3 separate regions of the Homo sapiens genome follow, and all the other regions are linked to region 1. The links are chromatin loops, found by intact Hi-C in ENCODE. Cell type or tissue: heart left ventricle. All regions are shown on one strand.

Region 1 (5,000 bases):
GGGCACCAACATTCACCCAATTGCTCAACCAGAAAACTAGGAGTCATTCTTGACTTCTTGTGTCCTGAGCTCTGACACTTACTACTTCACTGAGCACTATACATTTATCTCAAAAATCTACTTCACTGAACACTACACATTTATCTCTAAAATGTGCTTCAGATTTGTCCACTTCTGTCCGATTCAATCACTGACTCCCCCATCCGGACATCATCATCTCCCCCTTGGTCTTCTGCAACAGCCTTGCCTCCCCGCAGTAATGTTCTTCATATGTTGTAATTGTAAGCATGATCTTCTGAAAATGGTCATCTGATCATGTCCCACCCCCGTTGAAGACATCCAGTGGTTTTGCACTGCGCATAAAATAAAATTCAAATTTTTTAATGTATTCTGTAGAGCCCTGTGGAATCCACAGGTGGGACTGGATGGAGAAAGTAGTACTTTTATGTTTTCCATGAGGTGAATTTTGATACAGATAAAGACTCTGAGGTTTTGGGAGGAACATGGTTTTGGATTTGAATTATTGTTCCAGAGTGGTTGCTGCTGCAGGTATTAAAAATGGGAATCCAGTCAGTTGGTTCTTTTTCTTTTCTCCAGTTGACCTGTGAATTTTGAGGATCAATTTTATTCAAAAATATCTTTAAAAAAATAAGGATGACTTCTGTGGGCCTATGATCATAAGCTACAGCTCAGCTGTTGTGTTTTGTTTTGTTGTGTTTTTCTAGAGGATTTCAACAAGCTGTGCTCTGTTCCTATGGTAATTCCTGGGAGACCAGAATATCCTCCCCCACCCCTTGGCCCCATTCCTCCAGTTCTCCCTGTTCCTCCTGGCTTTCCTCCTGGACCTCAAATTCCGGTCCCTCGACCACCAGTGGAATATCTGTATCCATCTCGGGAGCCACCAAGTAAGAATTCAAAAATCATCTAGTTATTTTTCTTGCATTGTTCAAGTTAACATTTTTTTATTATTTATTTATGCTACTTTAGTCATTAAATAAGTTTGTAAATTGTTATATTAATTTTTGGTTTACATAATGTTATCTATATCTATATCATATGTATGTCTCAATTTTCCTATTGCATAGAGAAAAACGGGAGGCTTCCTATTCTCCAGAGATTAATGTCCTTTTGTTATTGGTGTTTTCAGGCAACTATGGGAGAGTTATGGGCGATAGTTAAATCTGATTCACAGAAAGGATTAATAGAGGAGGTATAATATTAGACTTTAGGTTACAGAGCTTGCAAGGCAGTTTTATAAGTAGTTCAATACCAATATCTCTCTGCCTTTGTTATTTCTGCAAACTAGAGGTTTGAGAGTGAGGTGGTGAAGAGGGCAGAGAAAAGCAGGCTGCAGCTGGGTTGTGAGCTCCCCAGTGCTCACAGTGCAATGTGATCTCTGTTGGCAGGGTGGAAATATGCTCTGTTGTCACCAGACGACCTTTGCCCAAAGAGTATCCTCTTTCCTTTCTGATTCAACATCTTGTTCATTATTGTCAGATTAAGTACTGATGAAAGATACCATAGTTAAAATAATTTTAATGGGGCTTAATGTTCTTCTAGGGGTGCTGCCAGTAAACGTTACTGATTACTGCCAGTTGGTCCGCTATCTCTGTCAAAATGGACGCTGCATTCCAACTCCTGGGAGTTACCGGTGTGAGTGCAACAAAGGGTTCCAGCTGGACCTCCGTGGGGAGTGTATTGGTACGTGATCCATCCTAGGTTGGCACCAAGGGTCTGTTGTAATTCTGTTCCTTGACTCTACTGGTTTTCTATTGCTGCTGTAACAACTTACCCCAAACTTGGTGGCTTAATACAATACAAATTTAAATTATCTTTCAGCTCTGTAGGTTAGTAGTCCAACAGAAGTCTTACTGGGCTAACATCCAGGTGTTGGGAGGGCTGTCTTCCTTTTGGTGGCTCTTGGGAGGAATCCATCTCTTTGCCTTTTTCAGCTACTAGCAGCTGCCTGTGTCCTTAGCTCATGACCCCTTCCTCCATTTTCAAAGCCAGCAGTGTTGCATCTTCAAATCTCTTTGTCTCTCTCTGGCTCTCTCTTGCAATTCCCTCTTCCACATTTAAGGATATTTGTGACTGCATTTGGCCACCTGTATAATCCAGGAGACTCTCCATCTCAAGATCACTGATTAGCTACCTTAATTCCATCTACAACTTTAATTCTCCTTTGCTAGCTAAACATATCCATAGGTTCTGGGAATTAAGACATGAGCATATTTGGGAGGTCATTATTCTGCCTATTAAAGTTACTTTTAACTTTCATTGTAAAAGATACTCAAATCATTTCTGGTAACTCCAATTTAAGACACCCTACCAAAAGCCCTACCATTAAAAGAAAGCGTTAAAAATATCCCCAAATTATGGAATTTTGCACATTATACTAGTCTAAATGTGTAGCTTACCAACTCTCTTAGACTAGTTATTTTAAATGGAAGAAAGAAAGTTTAAATTGCTGATGAGGCATTTAAGCTGGTGAAGGGAGGAAATGTAATGAAAGAATAATCAATTTTTGGATTGGATAAGAACACTCAGCTCCTATCAACTTGTTTTTAAAATAAGTTCACCTCTTAGTTCTGTTATGAATTCTACTTTTATAATTATAAATTTATGATTTGTCAGAAATGATGAGTTCTTACTTTCCCAAACTATTTAATTTCCTGATGATATGAACACCCCTTCTAGAGGTCATCCAGAGCTGAGTAGAAGTGGGAACATCTAACTCAGGGTTGCGGAATGTGAGGTCAAATCTGTATCTGGCACTAAGAAGCATGTGGACAAGTGGGTTATCTTTGCTAAATTTTAGCTTCCTCTTGTTTACAAGTAGGGTCATATAAACCAGTTTATCTCTAAATGTACTGATAATTCTAAGTGACTGTAAAACTAGTGTGAGCCTGTGTATTGAACACATCTGGGGATGGGGGAGACTCTGTGGTGATTGAGAACTGCCCTTTAAACAACAGTTGCTTCATGTTTTGTTCTAACATTTTAGTGGAACTCAGCAGGGAATGCTTGGATATGGTTAGACCTTCTTTTTATTGGAAAAAAACAGAGCTTCAAGAGATACTCGGAATCCTATCCAGAAGCCACTTCTGAAATGTTAGTCTGTTTGGTCCTCTTAGATCAGACTCAAGGAAGAAAAAATGTTTATTAGATCAGATTGTTGAGTTGCTACATGTTTGGAATTTTTCTCTGCAAAATGACACATGAAAATAATACACTTTAACTGCTCAACCAGTCTTCAAATGGCTAATGACATATTGTAGTGGAAAGAAAAAAGATCCTTTTATTATGTTATTTATTTCTCAAAAGGAAAATGTTTTATATGTATAAAAGGAACCCAGAAAGTCTTAGAATTATGAGGTATTGCTATGTAATTTTGCACTAAAATACATTGTGCTTTGCAGATGTTGATGAATGTGAGAAAAACCCCTGTGCTGGTGGTGAGTGTATTAACAACCAGGGTTCGTACACCTGTCAGTGCCGAGCTGGATATCAGAGCACACTCACGCGGACAGAATGCCGAGGTATGGTCCTGGCTCCTGACGTGGAATGTGGGACATATATGCTAACTGGGGGTTGGCTTCAAAGGAGTTCCATGGAGTTTAAATAACCCATGCCGGAAGAGACTAATACAGTCCCGTGGCTTTTTTGAACTTAGTTCCACCTATTGTCATTCTGAAAGACAGTGTCATAAAATCTGGCAAGCATTGAAGTTATTTTATAAGATGCGTCTATGCCTGAAGGAAAATCTTATTTTCAGTATTGTTGTCTCGTCACTATTATTGCCTCTTAAGTTTTCATCTGAGAAGTAGAGAGTGGAATTGTCCTTTATGACACAGCAACTGAGGAAAATTTCAGTTGAAATTATGTGCAATTAATTTCTTAATGGAAAGTTCTAAAAGATAGGGATGTCACTCTAAGCCCTTGCTGCTTTTTAGTGTGGTCAGCAACAGCATCTCCTAGAGCTGCTTGGAAAGGCAGAATCTCAGGTTCCACCACAGACATACTATTGCAGAATCTATATTTTAACAAGATCCCCCAGCAATCTGTATGTACATTGAAGTTTGAGAAGCACTGCTATAAATGTCCCCTCATAAAAAATTTCCCATCAGGTTTATTAACTAATTTATTAAGCCACCCAATATGCCTTTTATTAAATGACTCTTATGTACTGAGTTTCTAAAACAGAAATAAATAAGATACAATGATCACTGTCAGGGAGCCCAAACATCTATCTCCATCTCTATCTCTAAATTAAGCACAAAATGAACTGTATCATTAATTCAGTAAAGACAGAAAAAAAAAACAGGCAAATACTCTGTTAAAGTTAAATAAAAGGGCCCATCAATGATAGACTGGATAAAGAAAATGTAGTACATGTACACCATGGAATATTATGCAGCCATAAAAAAGAATGAGATCATGTCCGTTGCAGGGACATGGATGGAGCCGGAGGTCATTATAATTAGTAAACTAACATAGGAACAGAAAACCAAATACTGCATGTTCTCACTTTTAAGTGGGAGCTAAATGGTGACACATGGACACATAGAAGGGACCAACACACACCGGGGCCTATTGGAGGGTGGAGGGTTGGAGGAGGGAGAGGATCAGGAAAAATAACCAATGGGTAGTAGGCTTAATACCTGGGTAATGAAATAATCTGTACAACAAACCCCCATGACAGAAGTTTACCTATTTAACAAACCTGCACATGTATCCCTAAACTTAAAAGTTTTTTAAAAGTTAAGTAAAAGATAGCGAGGTTTATATCACTTTAGAAAATTGGTAGCCATTGACAAGAGTTAATCTTATTTGCCTCTTTTAGCAAAAGCTCTTCATGAGTTGAAGACATATAGAAGTTTTAATTTTTATCAGTGAACTGGCTTCAAAATTTATGAATTTTGTTCTCACGTAGAGATTTCTTGCCACCAGTGTATTTTAGTGCACTACATATAAATGACCATTTTAAGCAGAAAAAAACT
Region 2 (5,000 bases), 290 kb before region 1:
AATTGCTGCAAGGGAAAAAGTGAGATGAGAGGCTAGAGAGGTTCAAATTTTAGTAACAAACTTCGGAACTGTTCACAAATCTTCAGCTGTATGTATACTTTGTCACTACAAGTTAAAGTAATAAATTGGGTGGTCAAACCCAAGCTTGAATGCATATCTAGAAGGTTTTTTTTAACTGTCTCAGTCTTCCTGACCCAGCAATAGCCAAATGGTTCACAGCCTTAAGAGATTAAAGAAAAAAAGCTGTTTTATCCTGTCTACCTGGTTGGTAGCTTTGGGACTGTGGCTTTGGGATTGTGGCTAGGTTATAACTGTTAGCAGTGGGCTAATGCATATTGCTTTCTCTACTTAGTGAATCACTTTGTGTTCAAGTTGCTGATGTGGGAGGAATGCCTTTATCCCTGATGATGTGCTATAAGGCTTACCAGGCATACCACATCTGACTCATAGTCTACCCTGCTAAGGGTTTGTGAGAGCCTGTCTTGGTACATGGTTGGATAGTCCTGATTTTCACTGCCTGGGATGAAAGGCTAGTTGCTAATACAGCATGTTTTTCCAAGCTGTGTTTAATTTTGTTGTTTTGGTGCCAGTTGGGATTTTGTCCACATGGGCCCATATCCCAATGAATACACCATTCCAACCTTCATGCCATCCTAATGAGCAGCTTTACAATTATGATTTTGCTTTTTCCATTTCTATTCTCTCCATTGTTTGTATTGAAGGTCAAAGGGAGAAAGTGCCTTTAACATTCAGAAAAAGGAAAGGATTTAGTAAATACTTTATTCAATATTTAGAGGATATTTAGACCAGTGGATCTCAAGCCAGAGACCATCACAAATATACCCATATTTTGGGAAAAAAAAAAGCAAGAATTTTTTAGAAACGTCCTATAATGTATTTCTAAAGTGCTACAACTCTTAATGGTACATTAGTAAAAGTTGGCCCACTGTGAGTCAAGGCATAAAGGCATAGTAGAGAGGTACATAAACCACAGCTTCTCACAGTGTTTCAACTGAAACTCTCATCTCTTAAAAATAGTCGACAGAGCAGATTAGGGTGTAGATCAGTGAGAGTGATGACATCATAGAGATATGTATCGTCAGTTAATATCAATTAATTGTCACACATTACTTATGTTTCTCCTAACTAACTGGAGGGCATTATTTTCTGATTGTACCACTTGAGAGCTGCTGGTAATACTTGTCCTTCTTGCTAAGAAGGAGATATCATCCAAAGCAAACTTTTCTTTATAAAGCTGTCCCAGAAAATAATTCAGAAGCTCTTGTATTAACTCACTCATAATGTAACAATATGACTTTGCAAAAATGCTTTTCACCTAAGTCTCTATACTTGTGATTGCACAGTTGGATATTACAGAGATATAGTTCTTTTTTTTTTTTTTTGAGATGGAGTCTCGCTCTGTTGCCCATGCTGGAGTGCAATCACGGGATCTTGGCTGACGCTGCCTCCCGGGTTCAAGCGATTCTCCTGCCTCAGCCTCCCAAGTAGCTGGGATTAGAGGCATGCACCACCATGCCTGGCTAATTTTTTTTGTATTTTTAGTAGAGACAGGGTTTTGCCATGTTGGCCAGGCTGGTCTTGAACTCCTGACTTCAGGTGATCCAACTGCCTCGGCCTCCCAAAGTGCTGTGATTACAGGTGTGAGCCACTGCACCCAGCCCCAGATAAAGGTCTTTTTGTAATAGGCATGCTTGTTATAAGCCTCTCAGTTGTTGGTAAAGCCACAGCTTAAACAAGATTGCCATTTTGGACTCTCACAGTCAGCTGGAGTAGACATGTACTTTCTGCAGTGTCACCAGAAGTAGCTCTGTGATTGTTGTTGGTTCCAGATAGTAAAATTATCTATTTATGTGTGTATATATTCTGGAGCTGGTGATTTGGGGCAGAAATACTTGGTAATCTATGATATCAAGATAATATTTGCTGATGATGGATCATTTAGTGTTGACGGGTCATTTAGTGATGACATATTTGAAAATGATCTTGAGTAGAAAGGTAGATGGTTTAGGTAGCAGGTGGCAGATAGAAACTTGCACTTGGCAATACTGACTTGGTTTTTATAGTGGTACTTCTCTAATAGAATAATAAAGCTCCATTGAGCTCAGCATCATGTATTTTAGAGGCAAGGTTTCCATTGCATAGCCTTTCTTCCACTTTTTAACTGCCTTGTTTGATGTAATTGCGGAAGCATTTTGATATTTTGTTTCCACTAGAGGGAGTTGTAAAGCTAGTATTTGTTTACATTTAGCGTGTATCCATGAAAGCATTATTTAATAATTCATATTTGAAAATATCAGAATCTTTTTAGAAGCGTACTAAGAGGTCACCTGTTCAAAGGGAATATGACCGTTAGGTATTCCATTTGCTACCCTTTCTCTTGGGAGAAGATTATTGTATGGTTTGTAACTTGAGGCCTCTTGCCTTCATGAATATTGAGGATTATAGGCTCTGAAGATAATCTGTTTAGTTAATTTAAGTTGAAAATCCTAACAAAAGGTTTACATGTTCTCTGTTTTACATTTGCCCCTGAATGTAGGCTTTTGTATGTTCTACATGGGTTATTGCAAAGTGTTTTGTTAACAAAGTTCTTTGAGTAAAATGCTCTCTTTTTTTTTCTTTTTAAGAAAGAAACATGAAGTAGAAAAGGAGGGGAGTTTATAGAATGATTCTGAATTTATTTCAACTGAAGCCTTAGAGTGGCAAATTATCTTTCTTACAGGGAAGGTATCTGTTAAATTTTTAAACTCGGTTAATACACAGTAATATCCTGTTGAGATTGCTGCTTGCTGCCAAAAAGCAGTCTGATGAATTTTAAATTAATGAGTGGTATTAAATCTTATCACTTATAAGGATTGTTATTTCTGTTCTTGAATCTGTATTTGGAAGTTTGATAGATCTTTAATGAGGAAAATTTATAGTTTCTAAATTTCTGTATTTGGTAACATGCATATCTAGATACGGCAATTTTGTGTTTTATTGCACAAGGTTAGTGACCAAAGGGCAATTTGACAATGTATATGAGGAGGGCACACTTTGATCCTGGGAAATGGAAACACTGGAGGTGGAATTTTGTTCCTGAATGGCCTTATTTAGGAGGACTTCATTTAGCTTTTCTCTGCCCTGAAACTTACAGAAGCCAGGGAATATGACCCAGCTATGCCAAAGAACTTGATGGATAAATTTTTTGAAGATCAATTTTAAAATGTTAGCATATATGTAAAATATCTTGCAAGACTCTGAATACTATAGGGATGATTTTGCTAGTTGATGTTTATGTATGTATCCAGAAGCATTTTGATTAGCTGATTGCTTATACTCAAATTAATTTTTCTCTGTGGATGCCAATTTTGTGGTGTCACAAAGCTACAATAACTGCTGAATTATTATGTAGTTTTTTGTTTTTGTGCGGGGAAAACAATGTACTCTTCAGATGTCCCTGTCAAGGCGCCCCTGAATTTTAAGGCTATGTACTTGAACCTTACTGAAGGTTTACAAGAAAATATTCTTTCTGTTCAGGAGTCTTTACTTAATGTAAGTATAAAAGATTTGTTTTATTTTTCCTTGTGTAACATGTGGGGGTAGTCTTTTTCCTTAAAGCAGTGATGCATAATTCTAGACAACAAGTGGTGCTACTTTTAAAAGACCTCATAGATGCAACTTTTTTCTCTAGTGCATTTGTGTCTTTGTAGAATTGCTTTGCTACCTTTCATTTGAGGCATGTCTTGTACAAATATGTTGATGTGTTCTGTTTTGTTTTTCATGTTGTGTCTTTTGTATTTCTTGTTTTTTATATCTCTCAGTCAACTCTGATATGGCTAATTCTCAAAATGATTTTTCAAGTACCTTGCATGTGGAGATGAGCATTTAATGAGGGTCTTGTGTGTTAATGTTAGCGTTAAAAGATTTAAAGATGAAGATAACTTTTCATTGAAGAAAATATCTTTCTCTTGTTGCATCTTTAGATGACAAATGGATTGAGAAACCCTTTAAAAAAAACCCATCCAGTGAATATGAGAAATAAATATAGAGTGAGGAAGTATTCCCACCCACCTCCAACATACTCTGTTCCCATTCCCAAATTTTATTTCACCAAAGCTCAGTTAAGAATTTGGGGCATTCCTTTCAGACCTTCCATAAAATATATTTATTTAACTTTTACTATACATATTTTGTTTAAGAAACTTTTTTTTTTGGTAATTCTTAATATAATACTCAGATATGTTTTATGGACACATTCCATTTCTTTTGTACTAATGACAGGTAAAGTGGAAAAAAAATGCTATAGACCAGGGAGCATCTCATTTTTTTTTTCCTGAAAGGTTTTACAAAGTATTTAAAGTCTTTAAAATCCACTTGCACAATGTTATGGGGTTTGATTTATGTCCTTTGGAGGGATTTAATCAAGCTGTCAATTAAACTGGTGCTTAGTTTCTTAAAGAGAAGTAATTAGAAACAGTTTCCCTAAAAAGTATTTAGTAACATAATATTTGATCTTCTAATTGTTACATAATTTAAGAAATACATTATATTGGGATTTTTAGGGTAATATTATTATATTGGGTTTTGAAGAAAGACAATAGCAGACAGTTATTGAAATCCTAAATGTTATTGAATTATGTCTAACAGACTAGCTTATTTACTCATCTTTTTATCACATTTGAAATTTGAATGAATTAATTTTGTCTATCTAGTTTATATAATAAGCAGAATGCTAAAACTGATTTTTTTCTAGAAAATAATAGGAGAGAGAAATCAAACATTTAATGTCAGATGTAGTGTCATGCTTTTGCATGTGCTATCTATAGAAAACAGTCTTCCAACTCTTCTTTTACTCAGATGTTGTATGAGAGCAGGGTATTATGTATCTTTTCATCTTTGGAATTAGATGGCTCTCTACTAATTAGTGACTCCCACGGGTTTCTACATTATCAGAGCATTTAAGAGCTTCTAGGCCACCTGCTGCTGCTGCTGTTCTCATC
Region 3 (5,000 bases), 120 kb before region 1:
AAATTCAGTGAAAGGGGTGAAGAAAGAAGAGACTCAGGTGGTTCCAGAGTTAATGCAGACAGTACTTGACTAGTTGGTTGTGAAAGACAAAGGCGAGGAGGACCTAGAATGCTCCCACCTCCATATATATTCAAACTTACCATACACGAAGTCATTGTAGCACCATAAAGAGAAAATAAAGGGAAACGAGATCAGGCCTAGGCCCTCTACTACCATGAAACAAAGTATTTTCATTTGTGAGTGTTTGAGTTATTTTATTGCTACGTAACAAATTGCCCCAGACTTCGTGGCTTAAAACAACAATTTTATTCTTTCTCATGATTCTGTGGCTCAGGAATTTAGACAGGACACAGTGGGGAATCTTGTCTCTGCGCCCCACAATGTCAGTTGGGCTGGAACAGGCAGTATGACTTCTTCACATATGCATCTGGTTCTGTGACCAGGCACTGGCGCCTGCAGCCCTGTTTACTTGGGTGTGGTTTATCTAAATGGACCCACTGAGGAGGGGAATAAAGGAAGCAAAGAGCCACTTGTCTGGCTCTGCTGGGGGCCTTCCAAGTTTTAAAGCTGTCTCTCATGCAGTCTCCTGCCTGAACCTGCCCCCGGGATGGAGCCATTGAATGTGTTTTTTTTCAAATGGGGAGACTGAGCCCCAGATGCAGCGACTAGGCCTTGCTCAGAGTGAGTGTCTGTTGGGGCTGGATCTTGAACAACAGCCTCCTGACCCTGGTCACATGTGTTAATCCCACATATTGACCGTAGGCTAACTCGAAGGGCTGGGGGCTGGCTGGCTGGGGTCACATGGACTCATATGTCCTCGACATTGCCTGGCTTCCTTGATTCTCCTTTATATAGTCTCAGGTTGTCCCCTTTCTATACGTGGCCTCTCTACATGGTCTTTAGAGCAGCATAGCCAGACTTTTTCCATGGCAGTTCAGGATCTCTCAAGAGCACAAAAGTGGGAACTACCAGACTTTCTTCAAACTTAGCCTGGAATCGCATGACCTGGAATTCCATCCAAGTCATAGGCCTCATCCAGATTGAAGGGCATGGACTATTAAGACCTACCTTTGGATGTGAGGAGCATCATGTGTCTGCTGGGAGGGGAGAAAGTGGAGCCATCTTTGGAGACCAGCTACCACTGTGAGGCAATAGATCTTTGAGAAGGCTAATCAGATACTTTAAGTTTTAATTCTAACTTGATCAAGTTCAGTTGGCTTAGTTCTCTACTGAGGATGCCTCATTGTATTTTGCTGCTGTAACTTCAGAATGAAAAAGCTCCATAAATATTGTGTTTGCATGTTCTGTTAGATTCATGTTAGGGCATTGATCTTAGTTTGTCCACAGTTCTGCATTTAAAGAACTCACAACTGTCAGGAATAAAATGAAAGTTCCTAATGAAGCAGTATGTTTTGTTTTATTCAAATATGAGAATTTCAAAACATCTAACCATTTTCCATTTGCTTTTAAGAAAATCAGCTTTTAAGATTATACATGAAATAAATTTAATGGGCAATCACTCTAATTTATTAACTTTGGTATGTTTTAACTTTCTTCTGTATGGAATTTTATTTTCAATTTCTATTTATAGCCTCAAATGTATGTATCTGTTGGTGTAATCCACCTCAATTTTTTAAATTAGGGGTTATACTAATAAGTAAAAATAGGTTGCAGTTGCTAATAGAATTGGTGTTGTAATGAGCTGAACTGTACTATTTTTCTTATAAATGGAGTAGCCACATTATCAATAGAATAAAATTGGATTAGGAATATAGTCAAGTTTGCATTGTGGGTGTCTTATACTATATCAAATCCTAGATTTAAATTTCTTGTGACTACCACTTTTTCAACTTAAGTGACTTTTTTTTGGTTGAAGTTATCACTGACTCTATTTATTCAGCTCCCTCAGAGCGGAAGAGAGAAAGCAAAAATCCCTATCTCCACCATTCCCAGCCGGAGATGTATTCCAGACAGCAAGCAGGCTCAGAGTGGGAGAACTGCTCCATTAAACAAGTGGTTTAGTTCAACATTTTGAAGGATTATGAATTCCTAGACCATCAGTCATACTTACATTCAAATATAAGTATCCAAACACATCTAAGTCCAAATATAGTACAACCATTTTATGATGTTGGTGTTGGGAGACAGGATTTATGTCTGCCCTAAAGACACATTGTCTGCTGTCAAGTTTCATGGTTTTGAACTGAAGTATGGTAATATCTTTATTAATAAAGACAATGTATTCCAGAGGCAGGGTTTCATTTTGTGTGTGTGTGTGTGTGTGTGTGTGTGTGTGTGTGTGTGTGTGTGGTTTTTTTTTTTTTTTTTTGGTTTCTTCTTCTTCCTTTTCCGGTTCTGTTTCTCCTTCTTTGTTGCCATCTTTTCCTTTTCTTCTTTTTCTTCATCATCATTGTTTCATCTTCTTTTTGTAAGTAATTTCATAAGCTGTGCTGCAAATAAAATAGGGAGGATAGGAATATCAAATGAGAGTTAAAACCTTAAGAAAAGTAAACAAGGTCTAAGTAAAATACAAAATTTTTACCTGGGAACATTGGGGTGTTCAAAAAGCAAAACAGGGTTAAGGTTTTTGTTAGGGGAAGGAAGGAGAAAGCCTGAGGGAAGCAGGAGGAGAGAGCTGGGAGAAGGTTCTGGAGTGAAAGTCTTGCCAGCCAGTGGACCTAGGCTGGACAGAGCAGATGCTGGGTTTTGAAAGAGATTGATGACAACCCCTTCACTCCCGGCAGCATTGGGACCAGGCGACCTGTGGCCTTAATCAGCCTCTTTTAGGGGACAGAGAGCTTATGGAGGAGAGTCAGGACATAAAAGAAAGACACTTGGATGCCAGAAAAGATTCGTATGAAAACATTTAGAGGAATGCAGTGGAAAAGCAGGTTAATCCATTGTCTGGTATGCACCTGTGTATATGGTACTATGTAAAGTTTGATGCATCCTGCTTCTTGTAACTAATGGTTTATTGTGTATCATTTCCCCTGTTCATTCAGTGCTAATTTGTAAGATTGTGTAATCAGACCCTAATAGGTTTGGGCCTTTGATGAATAACTTTTAAAGGACCTTCTTATTTTTAAATGCTTTTATTTTTGCCATTGAAATTATGGCTTATATCTTCTTCCATAGCCAGACCATCCATCTTTAGAAAAATTCATATTATAAATTAGTTATAGTAGGACAGATTTTAGAAATGTATAAATACTGAAACTGAGGCCCAGAGAAGGTCCAGGAACAAGTGCTCAAGGTGCTTATTTTCCTCTCCGGTTCGTAGGTGTGGAAGCTGAGTCACGTGGTAGCGAGAGCTGACCTAAGAGGCGCGTTGTTGGGTAATAGATTGGGCCTCTTTGTGTTCACACCCTCAAGAGGTGGACTGGTATCTGCAAGTTCTCTGCTATACTTGAAATAACCAAACCTTATCAATCCTGTGGGCATGGGTGTTTTCTTTCTCTCATTTATTTGATCTTAGGCAGTGTGATTACTCTCTCAGCGGTCAGCCCTGAAGGGGTGATACTGTAGCAGAGTTTTAGATCCTCAGTACTACCCTGCTCTCAGTGGGAACCTCCACATTAGAAAGGATTGGGTGGGATGGGACTTTTTGAGGGAGGTAGTTGTCAATGAGGGTATCAGTCAGGTGGTTGGAAAAAGAGAAATAGTCTTCTCCGGGAATCGGAAGCATGACTCCTCCCCGCAACCCTCCACCACACACATACTCACACTTCTAATTGGCAGTCAAAGAGTCAAATGACCTGGGATCAACTAAGGCAGTTCTGGGTCTGTGATTAAGCTTGGTTTCTTGTTGTGTAACTTGCTGGCTCAGTTATCCAAACTATACATTAAGAGTTTATGTAATAAACATGCTAAAGAAAGAAAAAAATTCTTAAATTCTTGTGTTTTCCTCCATATCATCTCACCTAGTAATACTGTAAAACATCTGCCTACTCCAAGTGACAACTATGTTATGAGCATTAGCTGCGTTTGAATAGGACCCAATGCTTCATTTTCAGAATGAACACCCTGTCTTGGGCTTGTTGATATTATTATCTTTTTTTCCAATGATTCTAGGCAGAACTGCCATTTGGAATATCTTTCTCTCCCTTTCTGATGGGGTTAATGTCTGAGGAGATGTAGGCAAATGCTTTTCAGTGAAGGACTTGATGTGCAGCCTTTAAGTAGACAAATAGTTTTTTAATCTTTCATGGACTGCTGGTGCTTCACACCCCAGAGTTGAGGCCACTGACCTCAAGTTTGCAAATTTTATATCCCATTACCACCCTGTGAGCTCTGTGCTCCCCAGGGTCACATAGTCGGTGTTTTAGCTGGAATCTGAGAAAGTGCCTGAACATTTCCTGAAGAGTTGGCTAGGAATGTTTGGCAGTTTGGTCATAAAAACCCAGAGCTAGTGGCTGGGGTATATGTTATAATTACCTCACACTATTTCCTATTTGAGCCTGGCTGTGGGTAGTGGGGTATACTGGTATTGATTGTGGGACCATATTTTAAAGGACCAAGGAGTCATTTTCAATGATCACTAATAACCTTTGGCCACACTTTCAGGGAGGTTTGGAAGTGTGGAAATAGACATGCTTTGGGTCAAACCCTGGCTCCACCACCTTCTAGGAGGAAACCTCAGACGAGTGATTTGACCTCTCTGGGCCTCAGTTTCTTCACTTGTAAATGCGATTAAATTACTCATCTTTCTGTGTTGTCCTAAGATTTAATGGGATGGTACATTTCAAGTTCTTAGTACTATGCCTGACATGTTTAGCTATGATGATGAGAATGATTATAATGCTGTTACAGATAAGGAAAATGAGGCAGAGAGTCATCCAAAGAGGCTGTTTTTTATGGCTAAAGCAAAAATCTAGATAATCATACCTATCTGGATACCACAGTCTCCACTTTCTCATCATAGAAATGATTATATTAAGAAACAGGAGGCAAACCTGAATTTTAAAATGTTCAAAAGTGTAATTTTAATGGACTTACTATAT

Evidence for each region. Peaks named below come from ENCODE experiments on the same cell type or tissue, not always from the same donor. Only the 100,000 strongest peaks of a DNase experiment are listed, where the experiment ranks them.
Region 2: a loop joins it to region 1, with 2.9 times the contacts of the local background. A loop is called at or near these places in 3 of 110 quality-filtered maps.
Region 3: it touches region 1 in a loop (2.0-fold over the local background); 39 of 110 quality-filtered maps call a loop at or near these places.

Annotation. Positions count from the first base shown.
Region 1 is chr15:48,512,088-48,517,087 of GRCh38, reverse strand. It overlaps FBN1 (fibrillin 1), which reads left to right. Exons shown (of 66, transcript NM_000138.5): 11 at 726-905; 12 at 1,561-1,701; 13 at 3,420-3,539. Among named protein-coding and RNA genes, the nearest start is that of FBN1, 130 kb to the left of the region's middle. In heart left ventricle, no CTCF peak of the experiment used is centred here; no DNase peak of the experiment used is centred here; H3K27ac peaks cover 223 bases.
Region 2 is chr15:48,798,493-48,803,492 of GRCh38, reverse strand. All of the region lies in intron 2 of CEP152 (centrosomal protein 152), which reads left to right. Among named protein-coding and RNA genes, the nearest start is that of CEP152, 10 kb to the left of the region's middle. RefSeq lists an enhancer at 4,725-5,000. In heart left ventricle, a CTCF peak has its summit at 2,232 (motif pointing right); no DNase peak of the experiment used is centred here; H3K4me3 peaks cover 451 bases; H3K27ac peaks cover 427 bases.
Region 3 is chr15:48,632,168-48,637,167 of GRCh38, reverse strand. The region is part of intron 2 of FBN1 (fibrillin 1); the gene reads left to right. Among named protein-coding and RNA genes, the nearest start is that of FBN1, 11 kb to the left of the region's middle. In heart left ventricle, no CTCF peak of the experiment used is centred here; no DNase peak of the experiment used is centred here; H3K27ac peaks cover 402 bases.